Linked DNA regions of Homo sapiens: all the other regions are linked to region 2. Evidence: read pairs that join two places in POLR2A ChIA-PET (ENCODE). Cell type or tissue: PC-3. All regions are shown on one strand. Each heading gives the region's core, and the rest is flanking DNA. Links, peaks and the distances in the headings are about the cores only.

Region 1 (7,182 bases), core at 1,037-6,036, 640 kb after region 2:
CCCAGGAGTTGAGACCGCCTGGGCAACATATGAGATCCCAACTCTATTTAAAAAAACAAAAAACAGCAAATTATCTGGCCTCACACAGCCGAATAACTGGAACTCTGAGGGCAAAAATCAGCAATGTGCTGATTCCTCCAGGTGATTGTGATGCACACTCAAGTCTGAAAACCACTGCCATAAATAAAGCTGCAGAGCAATTTCACTTGGTAGTTAATTCAGGCTAATGGGGTGGAGGGATGAGGGAATGACGCTGTATTTAAAAGCATTAAGTAACTGGAATGTATGTTAAATCAAAATAGAAAATTAGTTAAATGATGTACAGGTAAAACTATGCTTTAAAGTTGTAATTCCTTAGAAAGTAGTTACATAAAAATAGACACTATGCTTTAGCAATTACAGAAGCATAATTGTGACACTTATAGGCAAATGTAAATTGTTAAAAAAACAGCAACATTGTGGGGCACAGTGACTGACTCATGCCTGTAATCACAGCATTTTGGGAGGCTGAGGCATGAGGATCACTTAAGGCCAAGAGTTTGAGACCAGACTGGGCGACACAGTAAGACCCTATCTCTACACAAAATTTTTTGAAAAATCAGCTGAGAGTGGTGTCACGCGTTTGTAGTCCCAGCTACTCGGGAGGCTGAGGTGGAAGGATCACTTGAACCCAGGAGTTTGAGGCTACAGTGAGCTATGATCATGCCACTACCCTCCAGCCTGAGTGACAGTGAGACTCTGTCTCAAAAAAAAAAAAAAACCCCACAAAAAAACTGTAATCATTTATTCTTATTTTAGAATGTTGCAAAATTCAGGTAATCAAGTTATATTTTCAGCTAACTAGCTCACAATTAAGTACTCTAAGTTCTAAGACTTCTCAAAATACAAACTTAAGATAATATCCTGCCAAATTATAAAATTTTGATAAATATAGTAACTGTGAAACAAAAAATCATAGTTTTGTTGGAGTTAATTTATACAAATTAAATAGCTTTTAAAATTATACAATGCCCCTCTTTTACAGTAAATTACCTCATGCAAGCTGAAGAAGTTAAATACAATACAGCAATAAAGACTGGTGTTACTTCATTCTGGGGCTGGTCCAAAACCAAGTAAAGGCCCATGCATGTAAAGATTTGTTTTTAAGACTCCGGGTCTCCCTCTGTCACCCAGGCTGGAGCGTAGTGGTGTGATCATAACTCACTACATCCTTGAAAACTCCCCACTCAAGCCATCCTCCCGCCTCAACCTCCTGAGGTTACAGGCATGTGCATTGCACCTGGCCCAGACGTGAAAAGTTTTCAAATTGTACATCAAGGAGAGTCAACATGTTAATACCAGTTTCAAAGAAATTTTAAAATTATTATTTTCACTTGAAGATTTGAACCATCAATATTAGTCAACTGTTTAACATAATTCCCCATTACCCCTTTTATTATGAAGCCCTGTATTTCTTTGTTTCAACCAAAAATCAGTCTTTTTCTAGTTCCTTAGTTTGCGGGAAAAAAAAATCTAACTTATATGTGTGTGTGTGTTGTGTGTGTGTGTATACATGTTTAATAACAGATACAACTAAACACACTACCATGTGGGAGTGACCTGTGGAATCTAATGTTTTCTACCAATCTTCATTTCTCTACAAATGCAGCCATTGCCTCTGGTTTTCTTAGGCTTCCTCTTGTTGAAGCTGTTTAATCCTTCAATTCTGGCATTTACGTATTGCTTTATACAATTATGCTTTATACATTATGTATTTATTCTTTGCTTCTCAGCATTTAACAGTATTTGAAGATACTATACTTGACAACAGTCCTAGGTAACTGCTGAAGCTGAATCCTTCCATAGTAATTATGGCTTCTTAAATCAAAATAGCTTATCCTATGTCTTGTGTATTTGGTTTTTATGCCAAATCTCTCATCTTCTGAAACCGTATTTATAAATCAAATTAAGATGTAAGTTCCATTTTCCTCTCTTAAATCAAATACAGATACAAATTAAATCAAACATGTTCTTGAATATCTTTTTGGTCCTTGTTGCAACAATATATGATTTCACAATGGCAGGCATTCTCCACTGTACTGAGAAGTCCATGGCAAAGTAATCTTCCAGTGAAGTCTACAATCTGTGTGTCAACTCAAACCACAAATGAGTTCACAGGATTTGGGTAGTTCTGAATGGCAGCTGCTGTAAGTTTCCCACGTACAGTCCATGTCCTCTGAAGTGCAGATCTTTATAGTGGTAGTAACCTGTACTATGTACCATAGCACTCAGGACAACAAAGCAAAGAGACAATACGTGACTGTCTCGCCCTCTCTTTCCCTTAACACCTGTTGGCTCTGCACTTTCATTTTTGCATTTTTAAGGGAGACTGGTTGGGGAAAGATTTTACCTAGGTTTGAAATGCTTAAGAGTATACCATGGACATAAAGTACAGAGCTAGATATAGCTGCATTTACTTCAGAAAAGTATACAAGTTAAGGCTGGAAACAAAGATTTGGATTTAATACCATATAGTTGGTACTAAAACCTTGAGCTTGAGTGAAAATGTGTAGAGAAAGATATCATGGACAAAAGTGGAATACAGGAGGTGCTACAAGCAAAGGAAAATGAGGTAGGAGAAAAACCAGCAAAATCGTTTCAGAGATGCCAAGAGAATAAAGTGTCTCAAGAGTGTACAAGTCTAGGCAACAATGTCTAATGCTGCTGAGATGTCAAATTAGATGAAAGTGGCGAAATGACCTCCAGATTCAGTAAGACAATCACTAGTGACTTTGCCAAGAGCCAAAGTGGAGAGTTCTATAGGGACCAAGTGAGATGAGAAAGTGAAGACATTGCCTACAGATGATTCTTTTGTCAGGAACTGTATACTCAGAGTGCCCCTAAAGGAAATCATGCCCTGTACACAGTACATTTCATTGTAAAAGCAGGTACATATCAGGGCACCCTATTTCTCATTAATTACTGTGTGCAAGAGTAGGCAAATGGGGAACAACAAAAGGATGGCTAGAAAAGATTCCTTTTCCAGTTCCTAAGCGTCAACTGGGAAACTGGAAAATTTGGTAACAAAACAATCTCACATCACTTCACTCATCAACAGAAGGATGGATGGAGCACCTTCACACATGGGTTGGCACACCGTAAGTATTCAATATATATTAATGAACTGGACAGATAATTACATAAATGAAATAGAATAGGTCCTTCTTAGCTAATGTACTTAATCTGCAGGGTGGAAGTGAAGACCTAATGATTAAAGGTACATGAAAGGTGCCAATGTCTAGCCCATGGTTGGTATTAATCTTTCAGTTCTTCAAATATCCAGAAATGGTCTTAATGTTCATGCTATCCATTGGTCTAGGAGACAATAAAAGATACTCCTTTGTCTAAATCCTGAAAGTTAAGTCTCAGACCTCAAGAGTTACCACTCTACCCTAATTCCCCTGGCATCTGTAATCTTTCCCATTCTGTAGGTATTCTTATAGGGTCTGTGGATAAAAGCAGTTTTGAAACAAGCAAGAAAAGAGAAAAATTTCACCTACTCCCTCATGTTCCTTATCAACTAGCTTTCCTCAATGTGGAAAGTGACAAGTTGAAACAGGGGAAAAAGGGAACAGGATAAAGCCAGAAATACAATACAAAGTGAAAATCATTTCTATCTGGAGCTCATAAAAGATCTGGGTTACCGTCAGCTGCAAACTGCTGCTCTCCTGGCTGCAGATCTTGCCGAAAGTCATTCTCCTCGTCTGAGTCATCTGGATGATGGTGATTGTTGTCGTGGATGTTGGCATTGTTATTCTGGGCATTATTATCGTCATTGTTGGAGTTCTGGTTGCTAACAAGAGCTGATGAAACACCAATTCCTGTGCCTGCACTCAGACCAACTCGAGCACAACCCTAAGGCAAAACCAAAACACATACGTTTATTAATTTGGGTTAGTATATATCCCTTCATTTTTAATATCCCTTCATTTCACCTTTACATTATAACTAATATTTATATAGTACTTATTTATGAAATGCTTTCACATACACATAGAAAATCCCATTTAAGGCCTGCAACACTTCAAGATAGATAAAGGGTTACTGGCTTGATTTACAGATGAGGAGTCATGCAAGGAGAAGAGATCTGCCCAACAGCACATGGCCAGTAAGTGGTAGAGCCGCAATTTGAAACCAGGATTCTGACCTTAAATCCTGAGCTTTCCCCATTATATTGTACTGCTTCAACAGTGGGAATGTAACCATTAATAACTGACAAGAGAGAACATAAATGGTTGAAGGATTAAGTTTTTAATTGCCTTAAGAGTACAAAGTTCTATATGTTAAGCAGTTTTAAAATAACATTTTGTACAACTGGGCTACCTCAGATTTCCCAGGCTATACAACTTAACAGAAAGATAGCAGCAAAGTAAAACATTCCCCAAATAAATCCTTAATTCTTGTTTATACTTTGGATTCCTAATTAGATTTAATCTACCAACCTAATTATATTTAATCCACCAATGAATTATCCCACGTAATAATTTCTGTCTTAAATTTCCAGCCTCACCCTTACCTTACCTTTTGTTTATATACTAACAGACAGCTTCCACTTATTTTTTCCTTACCCTTCCCCAGAGAACCCTTAATTCTCATTTAGAAGAATGAGAGGCTATGCATTATTACAACCTTTATGCCTTCACTGAGGCTGGCAGTAAAAAGTCCGACTGTAACACCGTAAAGGCATATCATTGAAAAGAAAAAAAAAAAAAAATCACAGGCTGTTTTTATTTTCTTTCCTATCAAAATAAACAAAAACTCCCTCAAATGTATCTTACCTTGGGTGGTTCACGAAACATCTGATCCAGTGAAATAAACTCTAGGCTGGGTAATAATTCAATAAACTGGCCAAAAGAGTCCAGCTTCAAAGCATGGCACCGTACTAGGTTGATATCAACCAATCGAGTCCATCTTGAGTGGTCTGTTAAAGAAATGACATGACCAGAGAAAATCTAAGTAACATTTTCCCCATTACTGATGAATTTTGATACAGGTCACAAAGACTTTCAAATCCTTTTTTTTAAAATAACTTTTCCTTTTTTTCATGACTTCTAAAACCCGATGATTCTAAATTATGATGTTTACATACCTAATTCCATTGTGAGAACTAAATGGCCTGGGGAACATTAATTTGAATCCAATCAGCCCTGATTTAAATGTGATCCACTCAACAACCTACATGGCTTTTCAACAATAGGACACTGAATTAAAAAATTATGGCATATTTATTTAATAGAACATTATGTAGCTATTTCAAAAGAATTAAGGAGAGCTTAATATGCTTGCTGACATGGAAAACTCTCCAAATTATACTTAGTACAAAAAACAAGCTACAGGACAGTGTATACAGAGTAAGATCCTTTGGTATAATATAAATCATTTTTAAATGCTACACATATATATGCTGCAATATGCATAATTTGTCCAGAAAAATATACAAAAAACTGTTGATGATGGTTACCTTTGAGAAGAGGAGAGTTTTCATTTTGTACCTTTCTGTACTGTTTGAAATTTATCAAGTGCATGTATTACTTATTTTTTTAAGTGTTAACAGGAATTCTGAGTGATGGGATTATAGGCCATTTTTTGTTTTCTTCTTTATACTCTTCTGTATTTAAGAAAACAAACAAACCAAAAACCCAATAAATGTTATTTTTTTAAAGTCATCTACGCCTGCTACATCCTAAAGTTCATATTTCCCAATAACTTCTTGGTTCAGCAGGGCCAGGGATAGAATTTAACTGCTGCTGGCACATGAGACATGACTATATTAACGAGTGATCTCAGCAGAGGTCCCAGAGCCCTAAAATAGGCCTGGATAGTAGCTTTGTGAGGAGATACAGATCCCGGTCAAGTGACTCAATAGCAGAGGAGGCTGTTCTGTAGGTGTCAGTGAGAGGCTTTGTCACAAGTACAACTTTTTCAGGCTCTCAATTTATTTAATGGTTTGTAAATTTCGGTATCTAAGAAGGGCCTTTAAGAAAACAGATGACATTACTCTGAGAGGAAAATGAACTCCCACCATAAGGGAAAAATATCAAGTGCAAAAGTCACACTTCTACATATAGGAGATTGGAGGGGGAGATCTGAAATAGACTGGGATTTCTAGTCAATAGAAATTTTTATCTCAGGTTAATGTCACTTAATTAAAGTTCAACATACATACCTACTTTGTCCTTTCAGATGATGTGCTATTGTGAAGATAATTCTGAGAAAATAACTACAATATCCTAAGTCCTAGGTAACAATGAACTAACCTTAATTTTATGTTCCTAGCCCAAAGAAGTACATATAAAAATCAGGGCACTTGAATCCACAACCTGGAGAGTATACACTTCTAGGCAGAGAACGTCAGAAGTTTAAAGAGGCATTGAATATACTTCCAACTTGGTTATCAAAGGTTACCAGAACTTGTATGAACAATCCAAATGAAATACCTACATTTTACATTAGGAATGCAATCATATCACACATAGAAAACATGGAAAGTTGTATTATTTCAGTATCAATAAAACATAGCTGTATTTTTAAGTCTGTAATACCTGAGATCCAATTGTATGGGTTGTGTAGATGAGGGCAATTGTAAATTGCCAGATATTTGATACAGGAAAAAACTTCATTGACTGCTTTCATCCCTATATCAGTGATGATACCAGGATTTTCTACCACATCAGCCAAACCATACTTCACCAGATCCGCATTAGCCATTCTGCCTAAAAAGAGCAATCAATTAAAAAAAAAAAAAGTCAAATTCTTAAGTGTTAGGGAGTGTTACCAACTTTGTATCTTACCAGTCAGTATAAAAAGTCTCTACCATCATTCTGTATCATCTGCTTATCATTGGGTTCAGGTATAATTTTAGGTTAGGTATTCCGTACATATGGTAGCACTTCTTGTACAAAATAATAAATTATATTAAAAGTCAAGGGACAGCTAGTAGGAAAAATTATTTCCAATTGTTTAGAGAAGAGAAAAGGCAAAAATTCTTAAAGCATAAGTGAAGGATCTATCATACTGGTTCATACCATGGTAAAGTTTTAGCTTTATCATTTAAAAGGAAAACAAAATCTTAAAAACTCAACTCCCTTACAATAAAATGATGTTCTTGGAGCCCAGTGTGGACATGTGTAGAGAAAGGTAAAC
Region 2 (7,182 bases), core at 1,378-6,377:
CATTCTAATTTTCCAGCTTCCTTATTGTTTCTCAGAGAGGTGCCCTTCTGGCTCATGGGATCCGAGGCCTCTGGTGAATTGGCTTGAGCATTCTCACACTCTAGAAGACATCAGAAATACCCAAAGTGCTAATTAAAAACACACACCTCAGAACTCTACTCCTAGATATTTCAAGGTAGAGTAAGTAGAGAGGGGCTCCAGGAATATTATAAAATTCAGCTTTTCATAAAAATGTACCATTAACACATATACACCATAGAATACTATACAGCCATAAAAAAGAATGAGAGCATGTCTTTCATGAGACATGGATGGAGCTGGAGGCCATTATTCTTAGCAAACTAATGCAGGAACAGAAAACAAAATGCCACATGTTCTCACTTATAAGTGGGAGCTAAATGATAAGAACTTATAAACACAAAGAGGAAAACAACAGACACTGGGATCTACTTGAGGGTGGAGGTTGGGAGGAGGGAGAGAAGCAGAAAAGATCACTATTGGGTACTGAGCTTCATACCTGGCTGATGAAATAATCTGTATAACAAACCTCCATGATATAAGTTTACCTAAGAACCAAACCTTCACATGTACCCCGAAACCTAAAATAAAAGTTAAAAAAAAAAGAATGTTGAGGTCAGTAAAGGCTTTAAGAGGATTAAAAAAAATTTACCATTTATATAGAATTGTGCATGAAATCATGTGTACAGTGTGGTGACTTTTCACAAGTGAATATACTCATCGATATTGTTTTATACAGTGGCAATTCATTCATTCTCATTGTTGTATTGGATTTATTTATTTATTTAATTTTTGGGGGATGGGTCTTGCTATGTTGTCCAGGCTGGGCTTGAACTCCTGGGCTGAAACGATCCTCTAGACTCGGCCTCCCAAATAGCTGAGATTGCAGGCATGTGCCACCATGCCCGGTTTGCTGTGTTAAGATTTAATTATATATTATATATACATCATTTACTTGTCCATTCTAGTGTAAATTGACATTTGAATTGTAGCCAAGTTTGGGTTCTTATAAATAGTGCTGTTCTGAATATTTTAGTGGATGTCTTTTGGTCTTAGTGCATGCATATTTTCAGCTTGAATTGACACTGTCAGCTTTCCAAGGATAGAACTTCAGTTTATCTTCACACTTGCAGTATATTCTAGTTGCAGTATATTCTAGGTATTCTACTTGCTCTATATCCTCACAAACACTTGGCTTTATCTGTCTTTTTTTTTTCATTTTAGCCAGTCTGTGTAGTTGTGTTCCATTGTGGTTTTAATTTTCATTTCCCTGATGAGGTGAAACAATTTTCATATATTTATTAGCTGTTTGAATATTGTCATTGGTGAAAAGTTTATTCAAGCCTTTTGCCCATTTTTCTGGTGGGCTGGCTACCTATTTCTCAAAGATTTTTGGCATTCCTTATATATTCTATGTTTGAATTATTTGATAACTATACATACGTATGATCAATATTTTCTTGTACTCTGTCACTTGCTTTTCAGTCTCTTAATTGCATCTTTTGATTAATAGAAGTTTCTAATTTTAATGTATTACTATTTATCCATTATTCCTTTTGAGGGTAGCACTTTTTCCATCCTGTTTAGGAAATCACTGTCAACATCAAGTCATGCAGATATTCTTCTATATTTTCTATAAGTTTTTTTTTGCATAGATATCTTTTTAAAAACAATTATCTAAAAAATTCTGATACAGACAGTTCACATATCACATTTTGCAAAACCTTGCAATTTTCTGCCCTAAGCCTCACAAATCCTTAAAAAGCTGTGCACCCTTTCCCCAAGCCAGGGTCCCCATCCTTGACTTCCCTTCTTCAAGGTGGGCTCACCTCACAAGCCCTCATTGTCAGGCTATTGTATTTTCTTGGAGAATTCTACAGCAGGGATACACTCACAAACTTGCCAGGGTCAGGTGTAAATGAGTGATGGAATAGGGTGGGCACCATGGTGGCTGGAGAACAAATGCCCTGCAGAGCGACAGCAACCACTTGGCCCCAGCTGACTGTTGCCATATGACAATGAGGCTCCTGGGCTACAGATCTTCCATGTTTCAAAACAAACTCAAGCATCTGGGTTATGTGAAACATTTCAATTTCTAAATGATGTCAAGCAGTTCAAACTAAAAATTCACTGTGTGGGCCAGAAAAAAATAAAGAAGATGTTTGTGGGTTTGCTGTAGTCTACGGTCAAACTTTGTCCCAGGGAAGCAGGCTGCTACTCCAAGTGTGGTCCTGGGAGCAGCAGGAGGAGCATCACCTGTGAAAACATCAGAAATGCAGAACCTCAGCTTTCAAATACTGAAGCAGAATCAGCATTTTATCAATATCCATAGGTGATTCATAGGTAAAATAAAGTTTCAAAAGCACCAATCTAGACATATGGTTCTCAACACTGGCTCAAATTAGAATCATTTGAAGAACTTATTATTAAAAAAAATCTATGGCTGTACTATGGACCACAAAAATCTGAATCTCTAAGGATGAAGCAATATTTTTTCTTTTTATTCCTTTATTATTTTTAATTTTTGTGGGTACATATTAGGTGTATATATTTATGGAATACATGAGATATTTTGATATAGGTGTATACAATGGGTAATAATCACATCAGGGTAAATCACATCGCCTCAAACATTTATCTTTTCTTTTTGTTGCAAGCAATCCAATTATACTCTTTTAGTTATTTTTAAATGTACAATAAATTATTGTTGACTACAGTCACCCCATTGTATTATCAAACATTAGATCTTATTTATTCTATCTAGCTGCATTTTTGTACCCATTAACATCCCTACTTCTCCCTAGCGCACACACCCTTCTCTGCCTCTAGTAACCATCATTCTACTCTTTATCTTCATGAGTCCAATTGTTTTAATTTTTTTTTTAGCTGGGATGAAGCAATATTTTTAAAAGGCAACCTAGATGATTCAAATAGGCAGCTGGGGTTCAAAGGCACTAATTTAGATCAGTCCTTCATTTATAAGTGGGGAAAGTGAAAACTCACAAAGTGGACAGGTGAAGTGTCTTGCCCAAGGTCATTGAACTCATGTATGGGAAGATTTGATTTGTGCTCATTCTCATTTCTCATTATTCCCAAGCCAGTGCCTTTTTGCTGCAGTTGCTTTTGGTTCCTCGGGGCAGAACTGAAAAATGATCCTGTTCAACTATATAGCTCATTGCTGCCAGGTTTCCAGCTAAGCTGCTTAGCTTTCAGCACTGAACAGCTAACAAGATTTACTGGATGAAGAGCTGACAGGCCCCTGCTTCTGCCTATTCCAGCTGAAATCCACTTCATTCTTCATGTACATCACCCAAAACAGTGCTAACTGCTCCCACTGCGAATAAATGGAAGGTCCTCAACTTGGGTGTCAAAATCCCCCTCCATAGGCACAGAGTGGAGACACAGGCTATTAGCAGCAATATGAGAATTTAGGTTCAACATTAACCAGAAGTGAGTGTGACTGCTCCACCCCTGTTGCATTCTTGAGCTGTATCATTAGAGGCACAGATCCAGTATGCAAAACTTGGTAGGCCTCTTTGGCTCTGATGCACAATTTTATAAGCACATTAAAGGAGTGACTCACAAATAGTGGTTGAGCCAAGGTTCCCTAACTCTGCTTTTCAGGACCAGGTAATACTTATCACATTCTGACTCCATGGTACAGTTCTTGAACAGTTTTATGGAAAAAAGGACAGAATCCATCAACTAAAATTAATGTGTGAAGGACTTGAGTTTCCTTGTTGTGTTTTGGGGATGCCATAAAGGAGACCCATGTTCTACAGCAATGTTTTTGACATTTCCTTCTGTAACTACTTCATTATGCTTTATAGGTGCACCATCTTCTTTCTTTTCAACTTTCTGCTATCAAAGTTTCCTCCTCCCCAGCCCTAGCCTGTGTCTTGATCTTCTTTCTTCTTCTTTTTACTCCACTTCTACCGTTGTGAAGACAGTAACTTTTCAGAGTTGGGAAGAAAGACAGGCCTGACAGGACCCTATTTAAGGGGCAGACAGGACAGCTGGGGACAATTATACATTTCAGGGCCATTATAACCACACCCCAATTGTCTCCCTAATGATGCCAATGTCTGTCTCCACTCCAGCCCTTCCATTATCTGCCCCTATTGAACCTTAAGCCTTGCTGTAGTCAGATCTGTGATGACCTGTGTAGGCTCAATGTATATTGAGCACCTTCAGTGTTCTAAGCCATGAGACGTAGTTCGATATGTGAATGGGGATCTGCTTTTTAATAAGATGGGCATACCCAGGCTGCTGCTGGATTGAGATGGCATGTATGACAGTTCTTTGATAACAGCTTAGATAATTACAAGGCAATGGTGATAACAATTAGAATTCTTCCATGCCACTAATCCTGGAAAAAATTTGTCACTTGACCAAAACTACAGCCTTGCTTATAACTTGCTTTCAACTTCCTTACACTCTTAAGATGACCTTTTATTTCATCTTCTCCAGGTAAAGAAACTCCTTCCAAGGATCCAACTGTATCGAGTGAGTGTATAGCCTCATCTGAATACAAGGAAAAATGTTTTCTGCCACAGAACATTAATCCAGGTATCCAAATGCCAAAGACAAGCCCTATTCTTCCATGTTGAGTATTGCGATAACCTCTTTATCTTTCCCATCTAAAGAGCCCCTCCCTCTTTCCCTCTTGATGAAAAGATTTTGACTATGCTATTTGCTTGCTCACAAATCTTCTGTTGCACTCCACTGCCTACAAAATTAATTTTAACTTTCTCAAGCTGTCACTCAAAGCTCTTCACAATCTGGCACTTATTAGGAGCTCCATACTTATTTGCTTTGTTGAAGAAAGTATATCATAAATTAGATTTGAAGGTGTTGAGAGATGGGGTAATTAAAAATATTTATATTCAACATGGTACCTCAAAGAGTTGTTCATACGTTGTTGCTGCTCAGAAAATCTTTGATGAATAAATACATGGGCTGCACGTGATGGCTCTCACCTGTAATCCCAGCACTTTGGGAAGCTGAGATGGGAGGATCACTTGAGCCCAGGAGTTGGGGCCCAGCCTGGGCAACAGAGTGAGACCTGATCCCTAAACAAAAAATCAAAAAATTAGTCAGACACAGTGGCATATGCTTGCAGTCCCAGCTACTTGAGAGGTTGAGATGGGAGGACTGCCTGAGCCTGGGACGTCGAGGCTGCAGTAAGCTGTAATTGCACCATTGCACTCCAGCCTGGGTAACAGAGTGAGACCCTGCCTCAAAATAAATAAATAAATGAATACATGAATGGTTGAATGAATATGTGGAGGTCACTTTTACATACTATATGATACCCAACATAGTACTTTATATGTAGTAGGTTCTGCGTAAATATTTGTTAAATAAGTGAATAACTAAATGAATATGTGAAGTGAGATTGGCTTGAGCAGAAGGGCATCTGTACGAATCTTTCAGAAGCAGAAAAAGTTTTGAAATTAATGTGAAACAAATCTTATTCTTAATACACATCTCTCACAAAATCCTTTTTAAAAGACATCGATGAAGCCCGCAAAGAGAAAATTGTTATCAGAGGAAAGGTGCACCTGGGCAGAACTCTGTAACAGAAACTCTGAGGACAAACCTGTAGAAGACTTGATTTCTGTTGTACGGTAGATGGGACCATTTTAGAGGGCAATTTGTGTGCCAAATGATCCTCACATGTTTTTCTCATTTTTGCTTGCCCATCGCTAGGTGGAAGCACCCAAATCTCCATTTAGCTGATGAGAAACAGAATGTCAGCGAGGGAAACGACTTCACCACGACACAGTTAACACGTGATGAGGAAGGGCCTTGTTCAAAACTACAATGCTCCTTCACCCTCCAAAAATATAGCTCTCCCTGTAATACAAAATATAGACTTGTGAAAAAGATTATAAATATTTAAAGGATCTAGACTACGTAAATAGATATTGTATACATGTCATACCAGGTTCTTTCTTTTCCCAATTTCAGATGAGATCGGGCATGTTCAGGGTGGTATAGCCATAAGCCCAATTTCAAATTCTGTCAAACTTCTTGGTTGACAATGAGAAAAACTTTGCCCTTTGTTTCTTGATATTGTGTCAATCTGCTTATCTGTCTGTCAGCTTGGACCACCCCTGAAAAAACCTGAATTACCATCTGTTGTTTCATGAATGCAGTAGAGTCAGCATTTTGCCTTATCAATGCATGAAGGCCAGTGAACAAAGGGTATCTGTAGGTGAAACTGAACTGACCTCGGGCTGAACTTGTCCATCTTTCAGCATTTTCCACCCTGATGCTGTTTCCAGGAAGGTCATGGAGTGAGAAGGGGAGATGGCTGTAGCTGCCAACCTCTCCTTAATGAGTACAGTTGCAGACAGAATCAGTCAGACATATTATCACAATTACAGAACTGACTTTGAGAAGGATTAATCTGTGACACAATACACTTCATGAAAATGATATTGAGCTTGACTTCTTCCCTGCTCTAGTGATGCAGAGGGTACTGTAGGATCCCACTGTGGGCACAGGGGTTCTGCTCTAAGTATCAGTTCTCACGGTTGAGATCTCAAGAGCAGTCTGCTTATTTAAGTCCAGGTCTTTTGAGTTCCATATACATAGATTCATGTGCATGGTAAGGAGATTCACACCAAATGCCCTGTTTGTCAGTCAGCAGGGGCTACGAATGGGGGATTTTGGATCAGATGTTGGAAGGATGGATGAGATGGGTTTGGTAGAAAGGAATCATAGAATCAGTTATTGCCAAGGTTAATAGTCATGATCACCTGAGGGCAGCCAGCCATGAGCAGTACTTGCTGGTAGTGGGGAGGTGAGGAGGGGAACAGCTAATGCTTAATGTGTTTACTGAATCTTTGATACATACCAGGCACTGAGTAAAAAGTTTTATATCCACGATGTTATTTAGGAAGCTTTTTTTTTTTTCCTTGAGACAGGGTCTTGCTCCGTTGCCCAGGCTGGAGTGCAGTGGTGTGATGTTGACTCACTGTGACCTCAGCCTCCTGTGCTCAAGCCATCCTCCTATCTCAGCCTCTGAGTAACTGGGCTACAGGCATGCACCACCATGCCCAGGCCACCATGTCTGGCTAATTTTTTTTTCTTTTTTGTCAGAAGACAGGGTTTTGGCATGTTGCCCAGGCTGGTCTTGAACTCCTGAGCTTAAGT
Region 3 (7,182 bases), core at 1,379-6,378, 110 kb before region 2:
CAGATGGGAATCAGACCTTTGAGAGTCAGATGCATGACTGTATTAAGTCAGGGAGCACTGACTAAGTGCTCAAGGGTAGGTCATGCAAGTAAGTGACATCAGTTGGGATAAGACAAAGGGAGTGGGAGATTGTGACTAAACAGGCACAGCCCCTACTCAGTTCCAACTGATTCCTACCAGGTGGGGACATGGGCTCAGTGAAACCAGAAATATGGATTTTAAAGTAAAACTCCCAGTTTTTATATCTTGGCTCAAATATTTAAAAAATAAACGAAAAGAATACTATGTGAGCCAACTAAAACACATTTATGGATCATTTTCTCACCCAGGCCATGAGGACAAAATAAACTTTGGTGCCATTGCCAGGTTAAATATGCTTAGATTCTAAGCAAATAAAAGCAACCCTTTGAGGGGTTTTTGATTTTCAAAGTATCTTAACATCATATCTCATATTTTTGTTATTCAATAGCATAGTCAGGACTAGCACCCGGTACTTGTGACTCTCAGCCTAGTGTTCACAGGACAGCTGCTGATGCCACCACAGCAGAAGAAAGATCTGCACTTAGAGGAGTGGATGGAATGGAATGAAATAAACATGAGTAGTGAAGGGAGGAGAAGTAATCAGAATGAGTGAGCAGGGAGAAAGGTCTTTCCAGGAGGTGCAGTAGACATGACTAGGGCAGCGTACATACAAAAGACAATCCATTTGGAACCACATGCATGATATCAAGTGAACAGCTACTTCAGGGAGATCTTCTTTTGACTTCAAAGGCTTAGGAGCCAATAGATTCCTGTTTCACTTGAGCTAGTTGGAACTGGGTTTTGGTTACTTGTACTCTAAGAGTTCTTACTAATACAAAGTCTTAAAGAGGAGATTAAAGGTTTGCACTATTATAGTGCAAGAACAACCAAAAACAATACATAAATGTATTCCAATAAAATGTATACATAAATGTATTCAATTCAATGCATAAATGTATTCCCAAAAATGTGTTCCAATAAAAATTTATATACAAAGACAGGTAGTGTGTCAGAATTGACCCTTGAGCCATAGTTTATCCACTCTTGCTACAGAATCATTCAATGGGCTAGAGAAGTATACAGAATCATTCAGTGGGCTAGAGAAGAACTGATTATACCTATTTTACAAAGCCTGCTCAGAGGTTATTTGCCTGGGTTATTAGACTAGATGACCTTGAAGGCCCCTTCCCACTGTGAGATTCAAGGATGCTTTGAATTGATTTTGTCTTAAGTATATAGAGGTAGAATCTCTACTTTCAATTCAAGCTATGTTCAGAAACTATGTTTGGAATGAAATGTGTCCTCCAACAAAAAGCCTCCAACCATAATTACCAGTTCTACAACTGAGCATATGTTGATGGAAGCCTCGATTCACAGTGAGCCAGTTAAAATGCAAGAAAGGGACAGCTAGCAGATCTTTCAAGTTAGAGTCCAGGCTGTTAATTACTTTTGTAAAAGAAATACATAAACATACAGATGGCAATTACAGTAAATATGATCATCTACATATAAATATAAAAATCCTACCCACTCCTCAAGGCCTATCTCATATGCAACATACTTCTAGAAATACTTCCTGCTTCTCCCCTCCTCCCTCTCCAAATATGAGCTTTCTTTAAAAATCTCATGTCATGCGCTTCTTATGGGTAAGCAGTGGTTCTCAAACGGATGCATTCTCAATCCTGATGCATTCTCAAACGAGTATGCATCAGAATCCTTGGATGTCTTGTTATAACACATGACCCAGGGTTTTTGACTCAGGGGGTCCAGGGTAAGGACTGAAACTGTGCATTTCCAGCAAGTTCCTAGATGATGTTCATCCTGTGGGTCTGGAGACTATATTTTGAGAACCACTGACCTACAGCATAGTTTACCTATAATGTACCTACTTTTTCATTTGTTTTATATCTTTATCAGACTTCAAATTACTTGAGGAGGGATGCTACTCAGTTCTCTGTACCCTGGAGTATTCTTGTGGGCACTCAACAAACATTTGGACACACCTATGGGGTGAGCTGAGGAGTTAAGTTTTTGGTCAGCATAAATGTGACAGCTGTTTCTCACAACAGGTATTCTTGAGCCCGCAAGGAAGGCAAATGCAACACACTCGTTCCCACGAAACAACCAGCACAGGAGATTTCTGTGGCTAAACAACGCTGTAATGGAAATCACAACACAGTCAGGCCCACCATTCTGGTGGAAGAACAAAACCCAAATGAAACCCGTCAAATGGTTATGCAACTTTTACTACATATAACATGGTTACCATGCTTTAGGGGGGTGGGCAATAAAAAATAATAGAAATATTAAAGACTATCTAAATACCCTTTATAGGAAATCCAATAAAAAAGTATGTTGGAAATACAAAATGTTGACTTGTTGTGTGACCAACAAGAAGGGCTCACCTGGGGAAAAACCATCTTCCCTAAAAGCAGCAACAAAGGAAGCAGAGACACCTCCAGACAGTGATGGATAAGCACAGACTTGAAATTAGGGGAAGAGAAAATGTGAGGAGGGACTCCATGTTGGCTGAATTGGGTCCTCCTGTCCCTGTCTCTCTCACCCCCCAAATTCACATGATGAAGTCCCTACCCTCAGTACCTCAGAATATGACTTTATTTGGCAATAGGGTTTTTAAAGAGAAAATTAAGTCAAACTGAGGTCATTAGGATAGGCTCTAATCCAATATGACTGGTGTCCTTATAAGAGGGGATGGGACACAGGCAAGCACAGAGGGACAGCCACGGGAACTCACAGGGGGAAGATGCCCACCTATGTGCCAAGGAGAGAGGACTCAGAAGAAACCAACCTTGCCCATACCTTGATCTTGGACTTCTAGAACCCAGAACTGTGAGAAAATAAATTCCTATTGTTTAAGCCACCCCGTGTGTGGTATTTTGTTATGCAGCTCTAGCTAACTAAGATAGACTGTAAATAATTATTTTAAATAGCATAAAGGATATAAAAGCTGTCAGGGAATCAGGACCATGCAATGGCCCTGGAGTAGAAGGTGCCCTGCCCTATCTTCCCAAGTCCCAGCCCCATCATCTGCTGCTTAGAGGATCCCAACATGTTGTAAGGAGTGGTCTCCTTTCCTCACTCATTCTACACACAGTAGCCAGGGGGATACATTCAAAATGCAATCTGATGATGCTTAACCCGGACTCCCACCACCTCCAGTGGCAACTTAAAACCATTCAATGACTTCACTCCACCCTTGGGATAAAGCCAGACTCCTGGCCATGGTCCACAAGGCCCTGTGTGTTCTGGCCCCTGTTGGCCTGCCCAGCCTGTCGCAGACCCTGCTCCCCTCCGGCAGGAGAAAGCAGCCTCACTGGCCTCCTTTCTTTTCCAATGCATCCTGCTCCCTCTCCACACTGGGAGATTCCCACTCCAAAACAGACACGCCAGAGATGCTTCCTGTTCAGCTGGGTTACGCGTCCTAGAAAACACATTTTGAGGCAGGTGGCTTTCAGCAGGGAGAAGTCCTGCCTGCTCATGCCCCACTGCCCTGGTCAGGTTAGCCATCAGGAGAAACTGTCTAAGCAGCAGCTGAAAAGTGTCAAAAGCATTGAGTGAGGGGACTGGCAAAAAAATGAGGCCTACGGAGGGGCACACAGGATGTTCTTCCCAATCTAGATACTGATGAATCCTGGTGACAGCACCATTCATCTGGGAGTTGTAAAAGGAACTGAAAGGTGAAATTGTGGGTCTGTCGGCCAAAATGAGTCACCTGCTCTGACGGGCATGATGAAAGGTTTCTTTCTTTCTGGTCTGGATTGCTCACGCCCTTCCAGACACAAAGAGAAGAAGCAAAGCCTCTATCCTATGGTCACTATTCTGTGTCTCTTTTGATCATCATTTAGTTGTAGAGACTATGCTTTTGGAATGAGATACTGAAACACATGAAGGGATGCATGGCCTAACAGTGGGATGAAATATTTTGAAATTAAGACAATTGTATATGAGGACACTAGACCCACAATGAACTGAGTCTTTTTACCTTGCCCCATTTACCTATAACCCCAATAAAGCTGTGTTTGTCTTGTGCTCAATTTCTGTGTCGAGTTGTATTAAATTTTAATGATTGAAAGAAACACAGCCAGCAACCAAAAGTAATAAAAAAAGCAATTCAAATCTTTTCTGGCTTTATTCTCAAAGAACAGTCAAGGGAGGAAGGCATCTGTTTAATAACCAGCAAAACAGAGGCTAACGCAAAGGCTTTCTCATTCATTGCCTCATTTGATCATCACCAACCACGAATCAGGTGAGGCAAGGATCACTCCGGCTATTTTATAGATGAGCAAACTGAGGCTTGGGGAATTGGGGAATGTGCCCAAACTTCAACACAGGTGTTCTGACTCCTAGTTCAGTAAGCTTTCTTTTCTCTATAGGCGCACACACACACACATACACATACACACACACACACAGCCCACGCATACACACACACACACAAAGTAGACCCCTTTCTACCATTCTGTGCCCTAAAATATTGGCTTTTTTCCTTGGTACTAATGGCAGAAAAAATGACTATTACAATTAAATTCAAGAAACCCCAAGAGATTCATTAACATTTGATTCCCAAACCCCAGCTAAGTGTGGCATTCAAACAGGAAAGGAAAAAATATCAAAGGAACACACAACGATTTTCACTTGCTCAGCCTCTCTAAGCTAGATTAATGCCTCAAAAAAGAAATACTGCCAGAATACCCCTCTTCTAACCAAAGAGGCACTCTGTCCCCAGTCGACTCCAGGAATCCTGGTACAATAATTAACGTGTGGGCCAGAGGCCCAAACTCACTGGCACAGGGCAGATTTTCAGATGAGAAACAGAGAAGCTCCAAATCCTACTCACATAAAGGGCTTATTGACATTATCTGCTGAAAAGAATACAGATTTCAAGAGAGACAGCCAGGCAGAGAGGGAAGGCAGAATTTTGGCCATGGAGGAAGTAGGTGGAGGGAAGGGTGGACTTCTCACCTAGCTCGGAGTCCCTAAGTCTTTCCCGGATCATTCTCTAAGTGTGTACCCTCAAGTGGACTTTGCTACTGGCTAAGGAGCATTTCCCATAGCACTGATGTCACAGACCCAAAACAATCCAGGTCAGCAAACACTTTCCACTGTAAACAGAAGGTTTCAGAGAGCTCCCGCGGGCAGATGAGCTGTGGGTGATGCCCAGGTGCCCTGGGCTAGAGGACAGGCTCCGGACCTGGGACTAACTCAAAGGACAGAAATGGCCTGGGTGAGGGCAGCCACATCCACACCCGGAAAACCCAAGAAAGAAGGTGGTCTGATTATTGGGAAGAGATAGAGGGAGGGGATTAGGGCTAAGAAGCCCCATGGCTGGCCGAGAGATGGGAAAGGAGCTGAATAAGATGATATGAACACGGGCATTCATTCTACTCGCTCTTGGGCCCACTGCTGGGCCTGGGATGAGGAGGGCCCTGGAGATGGAGGACAATTCCCCCATGTTAGACAGTTAGCCTGTGTGTACTTCAGATTCTTCCCAGCCTGGAGGTGCACACAGAACCCCCAGCTTACAGCCCAACAGATGGGCCATCAAGTATAGCCATAACTAGAAAGTGTCTCTGTCTTCCAAAGCACAGGATGTCCTAAGCCTTTCCTGAGTCCCTTGACACAAAAAGCTTTTCCTGAGTGAGCACACTACAGTGACACCAACTTTAACCTGGGGTCATTTTTTGGCACCCACCATGCCCTAGGGAAGACCTGGCTCCAAGCAGAAAGTCCCAAATCAGCACAAGTAGGTTACAAAGTTTATAAACCAAAGTTCATGTTTGTTGGCACAATTATTTATTCATCAATATTTACTGAGTAATTTCCTTCTTTTTTTTTTTTTTTGAGACGGAGTCTCACTCACTCTGTCGCCCAGACTAGAGTGCAGATGTGCAATCTTGGCTCAGTGCAACCTCCACCTCCCCAGTTTAAGTGATTCCCTGTGTCAGCCTCTTGAGTAGCTGTGATTACAGGCGTGCACCAACATGCCTGGCTAATTTTTGTAATTTTTTTTAGTAGAGACGGGGTTTTACCATGTTGGCCAGGCTGGTCTCGAACTCCTGACCTCAAGCGATCCACCCACGTTGGCCTTCCAAAGTGCTGAGATTACAAGTGTGAGCCACTGTTCCTAGCCTTACTGGGTAATTTCTATGTGCTAAGAACTGGGGATACTCCAGTGAATAAAACAGTCTTGTTTGCTAATGTTTGCTATGCTTTGGGAGTTTATCATTCTGTGGGAAGGGTCTGTGACAAGTAAACAGATATTTACAAAGTGTGACAAGTAGAATGAAGGAAATAAATAAGGGGTGGGGACAGGTAATCTAAAGGTAAAACATTTCAGCTGAGACTACAAGGATGGGAGAGGGCTGTTTGTGGAAAACCAGGGATAAGTACAAATGAGATGGAGAAACAGCATTTGCAAGGAAGGGTCCAGAGGCTAGAAAGCACATGGTGAGTTTAGGGAGGCCAGTGCAGCTAGAACATCAGGGCCAGGGAGATGCTTGCACAAAATAAGTTGGAGAGGAGGTTCTTGAGCTGTACGACGCTTAAAGGTTTACCAAAAATTTTTACAGGTGTTACATAGTTGAAACAGCTCTTTGAGGTAAGCAAGGCTGATAGGATGGAGCCATAGAACTGATAAGGATACTGGCCTCAGAGGTCACAGAGTTAGCAGGAGAGCTGAGATCTCAAGTTAGTTCTTCTGTTTGCAAGCCTATTCTATCTAAGGGAATAGGTATATACACACATACTCTGTTTAAGGGGATACACGCATATATGTTTAAATTGGGCATGATTTGCAATTAATGAAACATATAGATTTTAAATACAATAAGTTTTGACAAATGTATAGCCCACAACAGTTTAATCAAGATAAGGTATATTTCTATCACTCTAGATAATTTGCTGCAACCTTTTGCAATCAATCACCCCTCCCCCAGTCAAAGGCAAACTCTGTTATAATTTCTGTCCACATAGATTAGTTTTGCCTTCTTGAATTCCATATAAATGGAATCATACAGTATGCCCTCATTTATGTGTGATTTCTTTTACTCAGCATGTTTCTGAGATTCATTCATGTTTTGGCATGTGTCAATAGTTTGTTCCTTTTTATTGCTGAATAGTATGCCATTGTGTAAATATAAT

Evidence for each region. Peaks named below come from ENCODE experiments on the same cell type or tissue, not always from the same donor. Only the 100,000 strongest peaks of a DNase experiment are listed, where the experiment ranks them.
Region 1: POLR2A ChIA-PET joins it to region 2 with 5 read pairs; 1 of 35 experiments calls an interaction of 5 or more read pairs at or near these places.
Region 3: POLR2A ChIA-PET joins it to region 2 with 5 read pairs; 2 of 35 experiments call an interaction of 5 or more read pairs at or near these places.

What each region holds. Positions count from the first base shown.
Region 1 is chr5:148,413,706-148,420,887 of GRCh38, reverse strand. FBXO38 (F-box protein 38) reads right to left here. Exons shown (of 22, transcript NM_205836.3): 10 at 6,582-6,752; 11 at 4,818-4,960; 12 at 3,684-3,894. It also overlaps the pseudogene PRELID3BP9. Among named protein-coding and RNA genes, the nearest start is that of FBXO38, 33 kb to the right of the region's middle. In PC-3, for the core only: no CTCF peak of the experiment used is centred there; a DNase peak (open chromatin) is centred at 3,757; H3K27ac peaks cover 1,136 bases.
Region 2 is chr5:149,049,547-149,056,728 of GRCh38, reverse strand. SH3TC2 (SH3 domain and tetratricopeptide repeats 2) reads left to right here. Exons shown (of 17, transcript NM_024577.4): 2 at 4,489-4,587. Among named protein-coding and RNA genes, the nearest start is that of MIR584, 9.3 kb to the left of the region's middle. In PC-3, for the core only: CTCF peaks have their summits at 3,128 and 3,339; a DNase peak (open chromatin) is centred at 3,548; H3K4me3 peaks cover 639 bases; H3K27ac peaks cover 1,358 bases.
Region 3 is chr5:149,159,163-149,166,344 of GRCh38, reverse strand. All of the region lies in intron 2 of ABLIM3 (actin binding LIM protein family member 3), which reads right to left. Among named protein-coding and RNA genes, the nearest start is that of ABLIM3, 21 kb to the right of the region's middle. In PC-3, for the core only: no CTCF peak of the experiment used is centred there; a DNase peak (open chromatin) is centred at 3,744; H3K27ac peaks cover 2,219 bases.